2 separate regions of the Homo sapiens genome follow, and region 2 is linked to region 1. Evidence: chromatin contacts called from ENCODE POLR2A ChIA-PET data. All regions are on one chromosome and are shown on one strand. Each heading gives the region's core, a stretch centred on a gene start or an enhancer-like site at or near the end of the contact. The rest is flanking DNA. Distances are from core to core; before and after follow the strand shown. Region 1 overlaps TMEM120B (transmembrane protein 120B). Region 2 overlaps MLXIP (MLX interacting protein).

What was found. ChIA-PET counts read pairs that join two places held with the same protein, here RNA polymerase II (POLR2A).
Region 2: POLR2A ChIA-PET joins it to region 1 with 12 read pairs in activated T-cell. The contact joins two enhancer-like sites. POLR2A ChIA-PET finds 5 or more read pairs at or near these places in 2 of 52 experiments (activated T-cell and naive thymus-derived CD4-positive, alpha-beta T cell).

The regions. Positions count from the first base shown.
Region 1 is chr12:121,761,256-121,767,953 of GRCh38, reverse strand. TMEM120B (transmembrane protein 120B) reads right to left here. Exons shown (of 12, transcript NM_001080825.2): 6 at 6,216-6,305. Among named protein-coding and RNA genes, the nearest start is that of RHOF, 29 kb to the left of the region's middle. RefSeq lists an enhancer at 962-1,465. Within about 2 kb of position 5,418, at least 2 of the 41 ENCODE cell types and tissues checked have a DNase peak (open chromatin) inside an H3K27ac peak, as active enhancers do.
Region 2 is chr12:122,139,815-122,146,937 of GRCh38, reverse strand. It overlaps MLXIP (MLX interacting protein), which reads right to left. Exons shown (of 17, transcript NM_014938.6): 16 at 5,855-5,984; 17 at 1-5,247. The coding sequence ends at 5,126. Among named protein-coding and RNA genes, the nearest start is that of IL31, 31 kb to the left of the region's middle. RefSeq lists a silencer at 4,249-4,449. Within about 2 kb of position 4,542, at least 2 of the 41 ENCODE cell types and tissues checked have a DNase peak (open chromatin) inside an H3K27ac peak, as active enhancers do.

The DNA of each region.
Region 1 (6,698 bases), core at 4,169-6,668:
ACACTCCTTTGTCCTGCTCCCAAAGCTCCCCTGAGAAATGCCCTCTGTCTAGGAGCAGCCTGAGGCAGACACAGACTCCAGGCAACAAGCCTGACTGAGCAGCAGCTTTTCATTTCACAGCTCGCCGTGCCCAGAGCCCAGCTCTGACAGATGCCACCAATAAACACAGCTCAGTGACATCGGGTGAGGCTAGAAATCGCTCCTTCCCTGGCCCGGCATTCACAAGCCCAGGCGTCCATCTGCACACCCCGGGGCTCTGGGCTGGTTGTGTGCACATGTGTTTATGTAGCCATTTTACTGTGATGTGATTCAGATACCGTACAATTCACTCACTGAAAGTGCACAACTGAGTGGCTTTTAGTATATTCACAGAGTTGTGCAACTGTCACCAGAATCTGTTTTAAAACCTTTTTATCATTGCAGAAAGAAACCTACACCCATTTGCAGTCACTCTCTGGGCTCATTTCACCACAGAAGTTAAAGCTTGCAGGGGCAGCTGGGCGCGGTGGCTCACGCCTGTAATCCCAGCACTTTGGGAGGCCGAGGCGGGCAGATCACCAGGTCAGGAGATCGAGACCATCCTGGCTAACATAGTGAAACCCCGTCTCTACTAAAAAATACAAAAATTAGCCGGGCGTGGTGGCGGGTGCCTGTAGTCCCAGCTACTCGGGAGGTTGAGGCAGGAGAATGGCGTGAACCCGGGACGCGGAGCTTGCAGTGAGCCGAGATCGCACCACTGCACTCCAGCCTGGGCGACAGAGCGAGACTCCATCTCAAACAAAACAAAACAAAAAAGAAACCTTGCAGGAGCTCACGGCCTTTTTTTATTTTATGAGCTCCAGGAGGAGCAGGTGCATCAATGGCCAGACGTAGGGACAGCATGTCCCAATATCTGGAAATTGCAAGGGTAGACTTCTCCCTTCAGGACACATTAACATGGCTGTGAGTGTGCAGGAGATATGTGCACCAGCCACTGTGAACCCCAGGCCACTCCTGGCTCTGTGCCTTGGGCCATCTAGACAGTGGGGAATGGCTTCTCCACTGAGGATCCCTCCTAGAAAAGCCAGTTGGAGGCAGGCACCCTAGGCTGGCTCCCTAGAAAACCAAACATGATCACCGAGTCATTACTCATTCTGGCCCAGAACTAACTGTAATAGACATCGGCTGTTTTGCCCAGTTGCTGATCACAGCCCATCCTCATTGGGTGGCCTCTGCTTTGCCCCTGTGGGGAACCACCTCACCCCCACACTCAGTCTGGGTGGCTGGGATAGACCACAGTCTTATACCCAAGCACATGACCCCCAGCCAACCAATCAGGACCCTCTGCAGTCCTCTGGCAACAGTGACTGGCTCTCAGAGATCAGTAGGTCACCCAAGCCTGGCCAATCAGAAGTCTGTGTCAAGATTCCAACTGGGGTGGAGGGAGGTCTGTCAGCCCAGGGGTTACTGCTGGTGGGAGGCCTGCCTGGGGGCCGCTGGGGGCCATCGCAGGGGAAAACAGAACAGGGAGCTGGAGCCGGGCCATGAACACCTCCTGAGCCCTCCTGACCTCCTTGAATGGAAATTCCCAGTTACATGGGCCCATAAGACCCCTTCAGGTTTAGTCCCTATGGGATGGTTTTCCATCATTTTCAAGTTTACAAGAGCTGACTTGCTTATTATGCTGAGCTGATGAGTGGCATCTCACTTGGCAGGCACCAGACACAAACCGAGGGTGGCTTCATATCTCGATGAGGAAGTCCCCACCCCTACCTGCTCCCCTGACCACACCTCCTGTCCCAATTCAAATCTCAGGTGCAGCCAGAACTGGACAAAAGCGCCTCCATCAGACAAAACAGGGCAGCAGGCCCCCAGGAGGCCCGTAGGGTTCAGCGACGCCGTCTCTAGAATGCCGTGATGGCCCCAGGACCCTTCCTCACGCAGAACTTGGGTTTGGGTCACTTCGGCAAAGACTGTGGGGTGTTGACGGCGCGCACCAGCCCCGAGTGAGTGGATGCTTCAGGGATGAGAAACTAGAGTTCATCCCAGTCTCACCTCCCACCGCCTCCACACAGGCTCTCCTGCAAGGGCTTCTGAGCTACTCCCTGGTAAAGAACCAAGCAGGAGGGGAGGCCTCCAAGGCATCTCCCTTGCCTGCCCCCAGGATCAATCAGCCCTGAGGAGGAGCTGGAGGAGGGCGGAGGCTAAATCTCCAACAGATGTGGAAGATGAGTCACAAGTATGAGTCACTCGGATTTAGCCCACCTGCCTTGCTCCCTCCCCGACAAGCTGGCCCCAGCTCCTGTAGTCCTTCTATTAGGTTGGTGCAAAAAATGACTGCAAAACACAAATACTTTTAGACTAACCTAAATAGAAGATAATGCATCTATTTGGGCCCAGAGGCCCCATTCCAGACTCCACTTGCCCATTCAAACCCCTGCCTCAGACCACCAAGGGGAGACAGGCCTGGAGGAATGGTTCCATTGCAACCTCAAATTCCTTGAACCATATATGCCATAAAAGGTCCTTAGTAAAAAAAACTCGGGGCTGGGCACAGTGGCTCATGCCTCTAATCCCAGCACTTCAGAAGGCCGAGGTGAGCAGATCACCTGAGGTCAGGAGTTCAAGATCAGCCTGGCCAGCACGGTGAAACCCCATCTCTACTAAAAATACAAAAATTAGCTAGGCATGGTGGTGTGCACCTCTAATCCCAGCTACTTGGGAGGCTGAGGCAGGAGAATTGCTTGAACCCAGGAGGCGGAGGCTGCAGTGAGCCGAGAACACACCACTGCACTCCAGCCTAAGTGACAGAGCACGACTCTGTCTCAAAAAAAAAAAAAAAAAAGAAAGAAAAGAAAGAAAAGAAAAAAACCTCTGTGGGTGCTCCCAGGAGGCAGAGTGTAAGTTATCTTGGAGTCCTTAGTTCAGTGTTTGGTACTTAGGAGACACTCAATAAATGTCTGATGAATGGCAGATGGAGGGTAGAGCAGACTCACACGAAGCTTTGAATTGCAAGCTCAGGGACAACCATCCCTGCTCTCCTGTCAGAGAGTGAACTCCAGGAACTCTGAACAGCTCCTGCTAAACTGTTAGGCAAGGGAGGCTGGCTTTGGAAGTCCATTTTTGCCCTGTTAGCAGCCCTCTCTGTTTTGCTGGAGAGTCCCACACTTGCAGAGACCTCCACTCAGTGCTGCTCCCATCTCTCTGGTCGCCCCCCATCCACAGCGTCACATTAGAATAAAAAGCTGCCCAGAGTAACTCTTACTAAAGTGTTAATGATTGCTAGAGGCATCACATGCCCCAGAGCACTTTTTTTTTTTTGAGTCAGGGTCTCACTTGCCTAGGCTGGAGTGCAGTGGCCTCAACCTCCTGGGCTCATACAATCCTCCCACCTCAGCCTCCTGAGTAGCTAGGACTACAGGTGTACACCACCATGCCTGGCTAATTTTTTTTTAGACCGAGTTTCACTCTTGTTGCCCAGGCTGGAGTGCAGTGGCATGATCTCGGCTCACCACAACCTCAGCCTCCCGGGTTCAAGCAATTCTCCTGCCTCAGCCTTCCTGAGTAGCTGGGATTACAGGCATGCACCACCACGCCCGGCTAATTTTGTATTTTTAGGAGAGATGGGGTTTCCCCATGTTGGTCAGGCTGGTCTCAAACTCCTGACCTCAGGTGATCCACCGCCTTGGCCTCCCAAAGTGCTGGGATTACAGGCATGAGCCACCGCACCTGGCCCATGCCTGGTTAATTTTTTAATTAGCTGGGACTACAGGCACACACCACCATGCCCAGCTAATTTTTTTTTTTTTTTTTTGGTAAAGATGAAATCTTATTTTGTTGCCCAGGCTGGTCTTGAACTCCTGGGCTCCAGTGATCTGCCCACCTCTGCCTCCCAAAATGCTGGGATTACAGGCGTGAGCCACCATGCCTGGCCTACACACTGATGTTTTCTAAATGGCTGTGTGCAGCTACAAGGTTGCATTCGTGAAACTTCCTGTTGCCCTCAGGAGGCCAGGCAGGAGGGGGGCTCTCCTTACCTCCAGGCTCTACGTTCAGTGTAGGGCAGGGACCTGCCATACGAAACCACAAGGCAAACAAGTGGGAAGGTGGCACATTAGGCGGTGGGGGCTGCGCAGCTCCTGGGTGTTCCTCACTAGTTCCCAGGAGGAAGGAGGAAGCAGGAGCTTGTTACTTTTTGTTTCAGGAAAGAACAGGAACCGGAATGGCACGTTGGCAGGGCGCGGTGGCTCACACCTGTAATCCCAACACTTTGGGAGGCCAAGGAGGGCAGATCACTTGAGGTCAAGAGTTTGAGACCAGCCTGGCCAACATGATGAAACCCAGTCTCTACTAAAAATACAAAAATTAGCTGGGCGTGGTGGCACGCACCTGTGATCCTAGCTACTCGGGAGGCTGAGACAGAAGAATCGCTTCAACTGGGAGGCAGAGGTTGCAGTGAGCTGAGATGGTGCCACTGCACTCCAGTCTAGGCCACAGAACAAGACTCCATCTCGGCCAGGTGCAGTGGCTCACGCCTGTAATCCCAGCACTTTGGGAGGCTGAGGTGGGCGGATCACGAGGTCAGGAGATCGAGACCATCCTGGCTAACACAGTGAAACCCCATCTCTACTAAAAATACAAAAAATTAGCCGGGTGTGGTGGCGGGCGCCTGTAGTCCCAGCTACTCAAGAGGCTGAGGCAGGAGAATGGCGTGAACCCGGGAGGCGGAGGTTGCAGTGAGCCGAGATTGCGCCACTGCACTCCAGCCTGGGCGACAGAGCAAGACTTCGTCTCAAAAAAAAAAAAAAAAAAAAAAAGGCATGCCGAGGTTCCAATGGCCACCCCCAAAAGGAATTAGACCTTTGGAAAATAGGTCCTCCAGGTGGCAAGTCATGGGTTTTAACTGGGTCTCAAGACTCAGCTTAGAGGCAGGCAGGGCAGGAAAGAGACTGAGAGAAAACAACAGGGCTTCTCGCACTCAGAGCCCTTCAGAGATGGGGGCCAAGGGAACCCCCAGTCTTGCCTGGACTCACTCAGCACCACTGTGACACACCCACTCCCCCGTGGGACTCTGAAACAGTCCAAAGAGGATACATGGCTTGCCCAGGGTCACAGGGCTGCTCAGTGACTGCACTGGGACCGGAACCCAGGAGTCCACACTCCTAGCCCGGCCTCTGTCCTCCCCAGCATCATCTCTCTGGTGGGGCAGGTTTGGCCTAATATCCTCTTCACCTGTCCACTCTCCCCTCTATCTCCCCGTAGAAGACCACCCACCCACTCTTGTCACCAAAACCCGTCCATCCTCCTAGTAACGGTCTCCCAGTTTTCCTCTGAGGAACCATTCCTCTCCTGACACTCAGCTTCTCCGCTCCCAGTGACGGCTATCAGGGTGGGTGTGAGGCTCCAGCCTGGCCAGTCACAGCACTGCAATCCCTGGCAACAGTGACTGGTTCAGGGATAGGTACATGATCCATTCTGCACCTGGACATAGCCAGTGCGACCCAGTGAGAGTCTTGGAAGAGAGGAATGTGCTCCGTTTGCTGGGAATGCTATAAATAGTGACATGAGCCTGGAGTTGCTGGGTGCCCCAATAGCAGCCTGAGATAAACACAACACAGAAGGCAGAAGTGAGAGACGGAGAGCACTTGGATCAAGACTTAACTGAAGGCAGAACAATGGGTCACCTCTTTTTTTTTTTTTTTTGAGACAGAGTCCTGCATTGTCCCTGGGCTGGAGTGCAATGGTGCGATCTCAGCTCACTGCAACCTCTGCCTCCTGGGTTCACGCTATTCTGCCTCAGCCTTCTGAGTAGCTGGGACCACACCCGGCTAATTTTTTGTATTTTTAGTAGAGACAGGGTTTCACTATGTTGGCCAGACTGGTCTCCATCTCCTGACCTCGTGATCTGCCCCCCTCGGCCTCCCAAAGTGCTGGGATTACAGGCGTGAGCCACCGTGCCATGCCGCTCACTTCTTTTTATGAGAAAATATGTTTCTTATTGTGTTGAGCCAGTCTGAGTTAGGTCTTCTATTGCTCATAAGCAAGAGGCTGATCATAAACAAGAGCTGCCGCATCAACAGCATCAGCTTTCCTCCTTCCTGGATCTGAACAGTCACAGAGCAACCCCCAAGGAGGAGAGGAATGCAGCCTGAGGGTGTCGGCCCCCATCTGACGCCCCTCGTGACATTTCCCTTTAACTCCTCTTGTGCTCCCCACAAAGCCAGGTGCCCAGGTACCTTGAGCCGTTGCTGATGAGAATGCTCTCCCGAATGGTCAGGGTGCAGTAATACCACACCAGCAGGAAGTTGAAGACTTCGTCAGTCACCCTGTGCAAGGAAACAGCCCCCGGGAGGGGTGCGGGCGTGAGAACCAGGCACAGCCATCCCACCCTCACCTCACAGAGCAGCAAACCAGGCTGAGGGCTGCCCACAGCACGCGCTGCCTCTGGAAGCCCTTATGACACCAGGGAGGCAGGGGGAGCTTGGTCTCTTGAGCGTCTTCCCCGGCCCTGCAAATGCCTCTGAACCTCCTCATCTTTCTCCCTGAGTCCCACCTGCGCTTCAAGCTCCAGCTGAGTCTCCCCCTCCTTCCCTGACCACTCAGCCCAGGGCAACCTGTCTGTCTTCTAAACTCTTCCCATGTGATGTGAAATTTCTGGTGGGATGTTAACGGAAGGACTTTAAGAACGGGAGACTTGGCCAGGCGTGGTGGCTCCCGCC
Region 2 (7,123 bases), core at 3,293-5,792, 380 kb before region 1:
GGGGATGGCCTGGAGCTGTGGGGCCCGGGCTGAGCCCTCCCTGCCTTTTAACTGCAGGATGTAAACTCTATGGAAATGTATAGAACTTCAGTTTCTCCCAACCCTCCACAACCTCAACTCTTGAGACCACCAAATAACTGTTAGGAAACGCAGAAGAGAGTCCTTCAAATGAGCTACACCCAGGTTCAGAGCGCAGAACCAACAGTGTGACTGGGGCATGGAGGTAAATTCTGACACGATTGGAGGGGAATTTCACAAAACAAAATTCCATGAAGTCAACACGCACACGCGCGCGTGCACACACACACACACACACGCATACACACAAAGTCAACATTCAACGTGAAGAGTTCCCTTTTCTTTCTCGAAGGTTGGTTTTTGCAAGCCCTGACAAGCAAAGAGTCCCTTGCGGTGGCCAGGGGGGCCAAGACCTCAGAATGAAAAGCCCACAGCTGCTCTGTCCTCACCCGCTCTGGAGGCCAGCCCTGGTACAGGCATGGGGGTGGGGGTCCTAAAACCCTTCGTCAGCGTTCCTGGAGCCCTTGCCAAGCTTACCATGTGCCCCATGCGTGTCCCTCACATCACAAAAACCTGTCCAGCCGCCCAAGGCCATGGTGTCCACCGAATGCCACAAACATGCTGCTGAGCCTCAAAGCTCTTCAACCTCCCACCTTGCTGTCCCCTCTCCCCTGACAAGTGTGCAGACAAGGTAAAAATCCCCCAAAGCAGAGATGTCGAGGGCCCGGAGCCACACACCACATCCCCGTGCATCTTTGGCACTCTGGCTGGCCACTGCTGCACACGCTGCCTGCCCGGATCAGTGCTGTCCAGCCCTCCTTTCCCTTCCCCAAGGAAACGCTGGGCCAAGCTGAGCTCCAAAACAGGTGGGTTCCTCTGGGGCCGGGGAGCAGGTGTTGAGGGAAAGGCCACTTTCCCACCAGAGGGAAAAGAGAGAGGCTCAACTCACACCCAGGCTGCCTGCTAGGAGGCCTCAGGCGGGCGAGGCAGCGGCCAGGCGACAAGGGAAAGGGACAGCTGAGGGCGAACGGGGGTGATGAGACGGGCCCTCCAAGCCTTCCCACGTCAGAGCCAGGGTAAGGAAAAGAGCTGGACCAAAGCAAGGTCCATCTGCCAGTGCATAACCAGGCCCACAGCACCCCAAATCCCCCACACACAGGGGTCCACTGGCCCGGGACAGGCCCAGCTCCACACCCATGAGTTCTGAGAGCCTAACGTACTGTCCAGCAGACAGCGAGACCTCACCATCTTGAAAACCTGAACCTGCCACCTCAGGTTCACCCGGGGGCCAGCTAGGGCCTTGGAGGAAGGGGCCTCGCCAGTTCTCAGCTGCAGCTCCCCTCTATGAGAGAGACCCTTACCTGCACCCCAGCTGCCGGCAGGGCCAGTCATGGCTGTGCACGGAGATGAGGTGGGTGTGTAAGCCCCCCAACGTCAGCAACAGACAGAGGTGCTGCCTGCCACTGTGCTACTTTATCTGGGCAGGGACTGGGGGTGCCATGCCCTCTAAGAATCCAAATTTACATCCTCTTAGCCAGAGCAGAGAAACCTTAGGATTGACTTCTAGAAAAGGGAGTGTGGTCAGGGCCCATGGGCGGGAAATGGGAGGGCTGGCTGACGGCTGACCCCACTCCCCTGGCTGACAGCTCCGGGACCATGCGCAGCACTGGGGGGGTCTGCTGCTTTCCAGCCCCTTCCCCTCAACCAGACCCAATGCTGTCATCAGCACCAATGGCCAGCGCTGCTATTGCTTCCTGCGGTAAAATCCTTCAAAGTAGAGATGTCCTAAGAAGGCAGCTAGCCAGCCCGCCCAGGGTGCCGGATGCTGCGTGGCCTGCTGGCCGACTCCAAGAAAAGCCCTCAGTGGCGCCTGCCCCGCTCTGGGGTCTCCCACCCACCATGGAAGGCAGCAGTGCAGTGCAGGGGCTGACAGCACAGGGCAATTTATCAGAAACCCGCCCAGGGATTTATACGCCAGCAGGCCTTCTGGTTTTTCTTTTTGGATTTTCTATTTTTTTCTTCTTTTTTTTTTTGAGATAGGGTTTTGCTCTGTCACCCAGGCTGGAGTGCAGTGGTACAATCTCAGCTCACTGCAACCTCCGCCTCCCAGGTTCAAGTGATTCTCCTGACTCAGCCTCCCGAGTAGCTGGGATTACAGGCGTGTACCACCACACGTGGCTAATGTTTTGTATTTTTAGTATAGACAGGGTTTCACCATGTTGGTCAGGCTGGTTGTGAACTCCTGACTGCAGGTGATCCACCCGCCTTGGCCTACCAAAGTGCTGGGATTACAGGCGTGAGCCACCACAGTCTGCCTCTATTTTCTTTTATTTAGAGGCAGGGTTTCACTCTGTCATCCAGGCTGGAGTACAGTGTGGCATGATCATAGCTCACTGCAACTTCTAGGCTCAAGCAATCCTCCAGCCTCAGGCCCAAGTAGCTGGGACCACAGGCACTCACTGCTACACACGGCTAAATTTTTTTTTTTTTTTTTTTTTTTTGTAGAGACAGGGTCTTGTTATGTTGCCAGGGTTGGTCTCCAACTCCTGAGCTCAAGTGATCCTTCAGCTTCAGCCTCCCAAAGTGCTAGGATCACAGGCAGGAGCCACCGTGCCCAGCCAAGATTGATTTTCTTACTCTCCAAAGCGTCAGCATTTTGAAGTTTCTTTTATGAAAGTGGGGGCAAGAATCAGGGTGAAAATGAGTGTAAACAAAGCCCATCCTGTGGTCAGCACCCACTGGAGGTGGCCAGCAGAGTGGCCTCAGATGTTCCTGCACCTGGCCCAGGAGCCCAGGACAGAGGTCAAATCTAGGCCCCTTGGTCTGGCTGGATTCATCAGGCAAGATTCGAAAACAAGAAAACCTCTAGAACAAGAAACAATCATGTCTGCAGCAGATACGGCACTGTGGCCCTATGGCCATGGCAATCGTGAGCACCAAGAGAATGAGTTACAGAAATATCTCCAATACAAAGACATGCATCTCCTGGACAGTGGACAGTCGCTGGGACACACACACACACTTCAAGGCTCACACAACCTAACAGCCTTAAATATCTGAAGAAACAGAATCACGACATTAAGTCAGCAGAGGGAGAGGTAGGCTGAAGCAGCAGGAGGCCAATTTTATATCCCACAGATTTTTTTAAAAATGACTCCCCAGCAAGGGGTGGGGAGAAAGCCACTGATTTAGGAGAGTTCTTGGCTCAGCCAACCACTGCGGTTATCTACACGTTTTACAAAGGCACAGAAGTAGAGAGGGGCTGCACTCACGACCCTCCCCAGGGCCCGCACAGCCAGACACGGTGGGTTCTTCCTTTTTCCCTTCTGGCCTTGGTGGAATTCCTACCACGGTGGCCTCTGCCTTTGGGACAATGCCTTCATGCTCATCCCCGGGTCAAGGATGGAGTCTGTTACCATTTTCCAGGGGAAATTCCAAGGACCAGCCCCGCCTCATTACGTTCACCCCACAGGAAGGTGATCTGGAAAGCCTGTAAACACGTACTCTGGGTGGCTGAGTGGTGTCACCAAGCTGCTTTTGTGCAGGGCTGAAGCACAGACAAGAGGGCAGGCAGCTGGCCGGAGGCCTGAAGTGGGGAGAGATCCCCGCAGGCCTGCAGGAGCCAGGGAGAACCTCCAACTGGATCTAAACTGTGGGACAGCCCAGGCGTGCCCCTCTTCACATGGCTCCCAGGCTCCCTCAAAGCCCTTCCCAGGCCCTGCAGGAAGAGAGGGAGGGTGAGGAGAGGCAGGGAGGGCAGAGGTCGCCTGAAAGCCTGGGCTCCGAACTCCTCAGCAGAGCTTTAAAGTGCATTCTTTCCACGAGGAGGTACCCTCGGCCGGGCTTCCTGAGTGCTGGAGAGAGTGCTTGCCCCTGCAGCTCCCTGCAGAGGTAGCCAGAGAAGAGCAAGGACTGAGGCTGGGCCAAACTCTCACTGCAGGCTCAGAATGGCCCCCAGCCCAGCCACACCTCCACCCAGCCCAGATCTGGGTAGATTCTTTGCTGTCTGATCTGAGAGATGCCTAGAAACAGCTCTGAGGGCTGACCACCACAGAGTGCTGCCTGCCAACATTGTTTCCTTCTCCAAACACAAGACGGGACAGACTTTTGAGTGTGGGGGCATCTTTGGTCCGAGAACTGTCCTGGTTTGGGGCTCCCAGCTGAAAGACATCAGACAAGATGACAAGGCTGACAGCAGGACGTGGAGTCTGATCTTTCAGACACTAGAACTTCAGGGTTCTAAGCTCCCACAGGACATGCTTGATCTGTCAACAGCTGCAGCTGGAGCCAAGTGGAGAAGAACGGCAGAAGGGCCACAGCGGTGAGGTGACATCCGAGAAGGCCCTGGGCTGAGTCCCCATGGATCCTGCAATGTCAGGTGGAGCTAAAAGGGGACAGATGAAACATGCCCAGCAGGGCCTCTCAGCCAGAGCAGCCACCGTGCATCACACGCTTCCATTCTGGTCCTGTGTGTTCCACATCCACCGTTTCTGCACACATGTGTCCTGGAGGACCTCTGAAGAAGGCACTTCCCCCTGGCAGCCTGCCATGCATAAGCCTGAATAGAAGCCCAAGTCCATCCACAAGGGCTGGGTGCTGTCAGAGTTGAGGGGAGAAAGAAAGACGCCTTCCAACTGCCCCACGGGCAGACCAGAGAGTGGAGCAGGGCATCAGGCAGAGGCATGCATGTGGACAGGACGTGGCAGGAGGGACAAGGCTGGGCCTCAGGACAGGAGCAGGCCCTGTCACCCTCATCCCATCGATTCCGCTCACCGGCGCCAGGCCCGGCAGGCCACCAGCAGGGCAGGACCAGCACGGCCAGCACTTCCCTTTTGTGTGGGCTGCCCCGAGGGCAGAGGAGGTTGGTGACTGAGGTCACTGAGTGAGAGAGTTCACAGCAAGGGGTTCCCAAAGGCGGGCTATTGCTGTCAGCAGGCCCCAAACCTGCTTCAGACCTGAGCATGGCCTCCCGATGCCACGGTGGGCCGGCAGAGTTGGAGAGAGGCCCCGAGGCTGAGCGTCAGGAAGGGCTGGGGGGCGCAGCCTACTCTCCATGGGCAGGGAAGGGTCTCCTGGCATCTCATGCGGCCACATGCCAGCTAAGCAGCTAGGACTCTCCCAATCTCTTGCCAATCCTGGTGACAGCCTTGGACGCCTGCTCTGGCAGCTGTGCCGGGTCTGTGAGGATGGAGGTGGAGGTGCTCAGCTGCCGCAGCGTGCTCAATACCACTGCAAGACAGAAAGGGTCAGACACAGGCAGTGACACAGACCCACCACACACCGCACACTCGGCTTTGTACCTACAACCCATGTGGGAATGCTCAGGCACGGGGCGAGCAGCAGCCATGCTGGACTGCAGGGAGGAGTGCCAGGGGCCGACACCGAGACCTGGGCACTCACCCCTCTGCCTCCAGAAGCCTCCCCAAATCCAGGAGCTGCCGTAGGTGGAGCATCCTATGCTGTTCCTGGTGCCATGGGGCTGCCAGCTGTTCTGATATTAAGCTTCTATAACCTTAACATATGGGATAATCTTTGCTTGTTGTTATAAGAATTAAACAAGAAAACACACCTGAAGGCACCTGATACAGGGCCTGGCAAATAGTTGGCACTAGATCCATGCAAGCTGGGTCTGAACAAGCTGGGAGACACAAAAGGGCAGGAGCCTCCTGCCCCCACTGGGCGCTCCTGACTGAGGACCTCCTGGACAGCACTGTGCCCCTGCCCCGGCCCCACCTGGCTGCCTGCAGTGGAGTCTGGCTAATACTGTCCTCAGCCTGGGGCTGTCCTCCCTCCAGGACTAGCATGAAGCCCCCCACCCTGGCACTGCCCCACTCACTCGGCCTGAGGATGGGCAGGGAGCAGTGCTGGTCCAGCCAGGAGAGCGCCGTCCGGTGCAGCTCCTCCAGGCTGCTGGTGGACACCATGCCCTTGAACGACTCAAACAGCGGCTTGATGATGATGCTGAACTGCAGTGTGTGGTTAAAGAAAAGGCAAGCACGGAGAGGGGCTGGGGACTGCAGACCCGAAGGTGGTTGGACTGGCGTACTCCTTTCCCCTGGGGCTGGAAAGTATCTGCCCACAGAGAATGGATCACTGGGGAAAAGAGGGAGAGATCTCTAGGCAAGGTGTGTCTTCCACTTCATGAAAACACTCTGCTCTAACTGTACCTGGACAACAGGGCCGCTCAAGCACCGAGCAGGCAGGGGACAGGGACACAGAAGGTCTCTAGTCTGGAACAGGTCCTAGCACAAACATGCGATCAAAATCGTTCTTACATACAGTGCCAGGAACATCAAAGGCACAGAGCAGGTGGAAAGGCAGAAGCCAGCCGGGCGCGGTGGCTCACGTCTATAATCCCAGCACTTTGGGGGGCTGAGGTGGGTGAATCACTTGAGGTCAGGAGTTTGAGACCAGCCTGGCCAACATGGTGAAACCCCATCTCTACTAATACAAAAATTAGCTGGGCGTGGTGGTGGGTGCCTATAATCCCAGCTACTTGGGAGGCTGAGGCAGGAGAATCGCTTGAACCCGGGAGGCGGAGGCTGCAGTGAGCCGAGATTGCACCACTGCACTCCAGCCTGGGTGACAGAGCAAGACTCTGTTCTCAAAATAAATAAATAAATAAATAAAGGCAGGAGCCATCTGCCTGAAAGTGGCGTTTGCCTTCTGTGTTAAATGCAAAAGTGCATGCCAGTCTCCTAGACCATCTTAGTGAAGGCCTGAGGCATGTTTCCCCTCGGACTTTGATCAGGACGGCACTCACAGTTCCTCCACCTCGGCCTGATGATGGGGAGTATGCCATTTCATCAAAGAAGCTCTGATTCATTCCAGACGCCACCCAGCTCTATTAATGACAGGGATCAGGACCAGGGCAGGCAGTAAAACAGCAACACAGAGGAATCAGAGCTGGTGCCTGTCATCTCTTCAATTAAAAACTGCCTCTTATGGCCGGGCACGGTGGCTCACGCCTGTAATCCCAGCACTTTGGGAGGCCAAGGCAGGGGGATCACCTGAGGTCAGGAGTTTGGGGCCAGCCTGGCCAAAATGGTGAAACCCCATCTCCATTAAAAATACAAAAATTAGCCGGGCGTGGTGGCATGAGCCT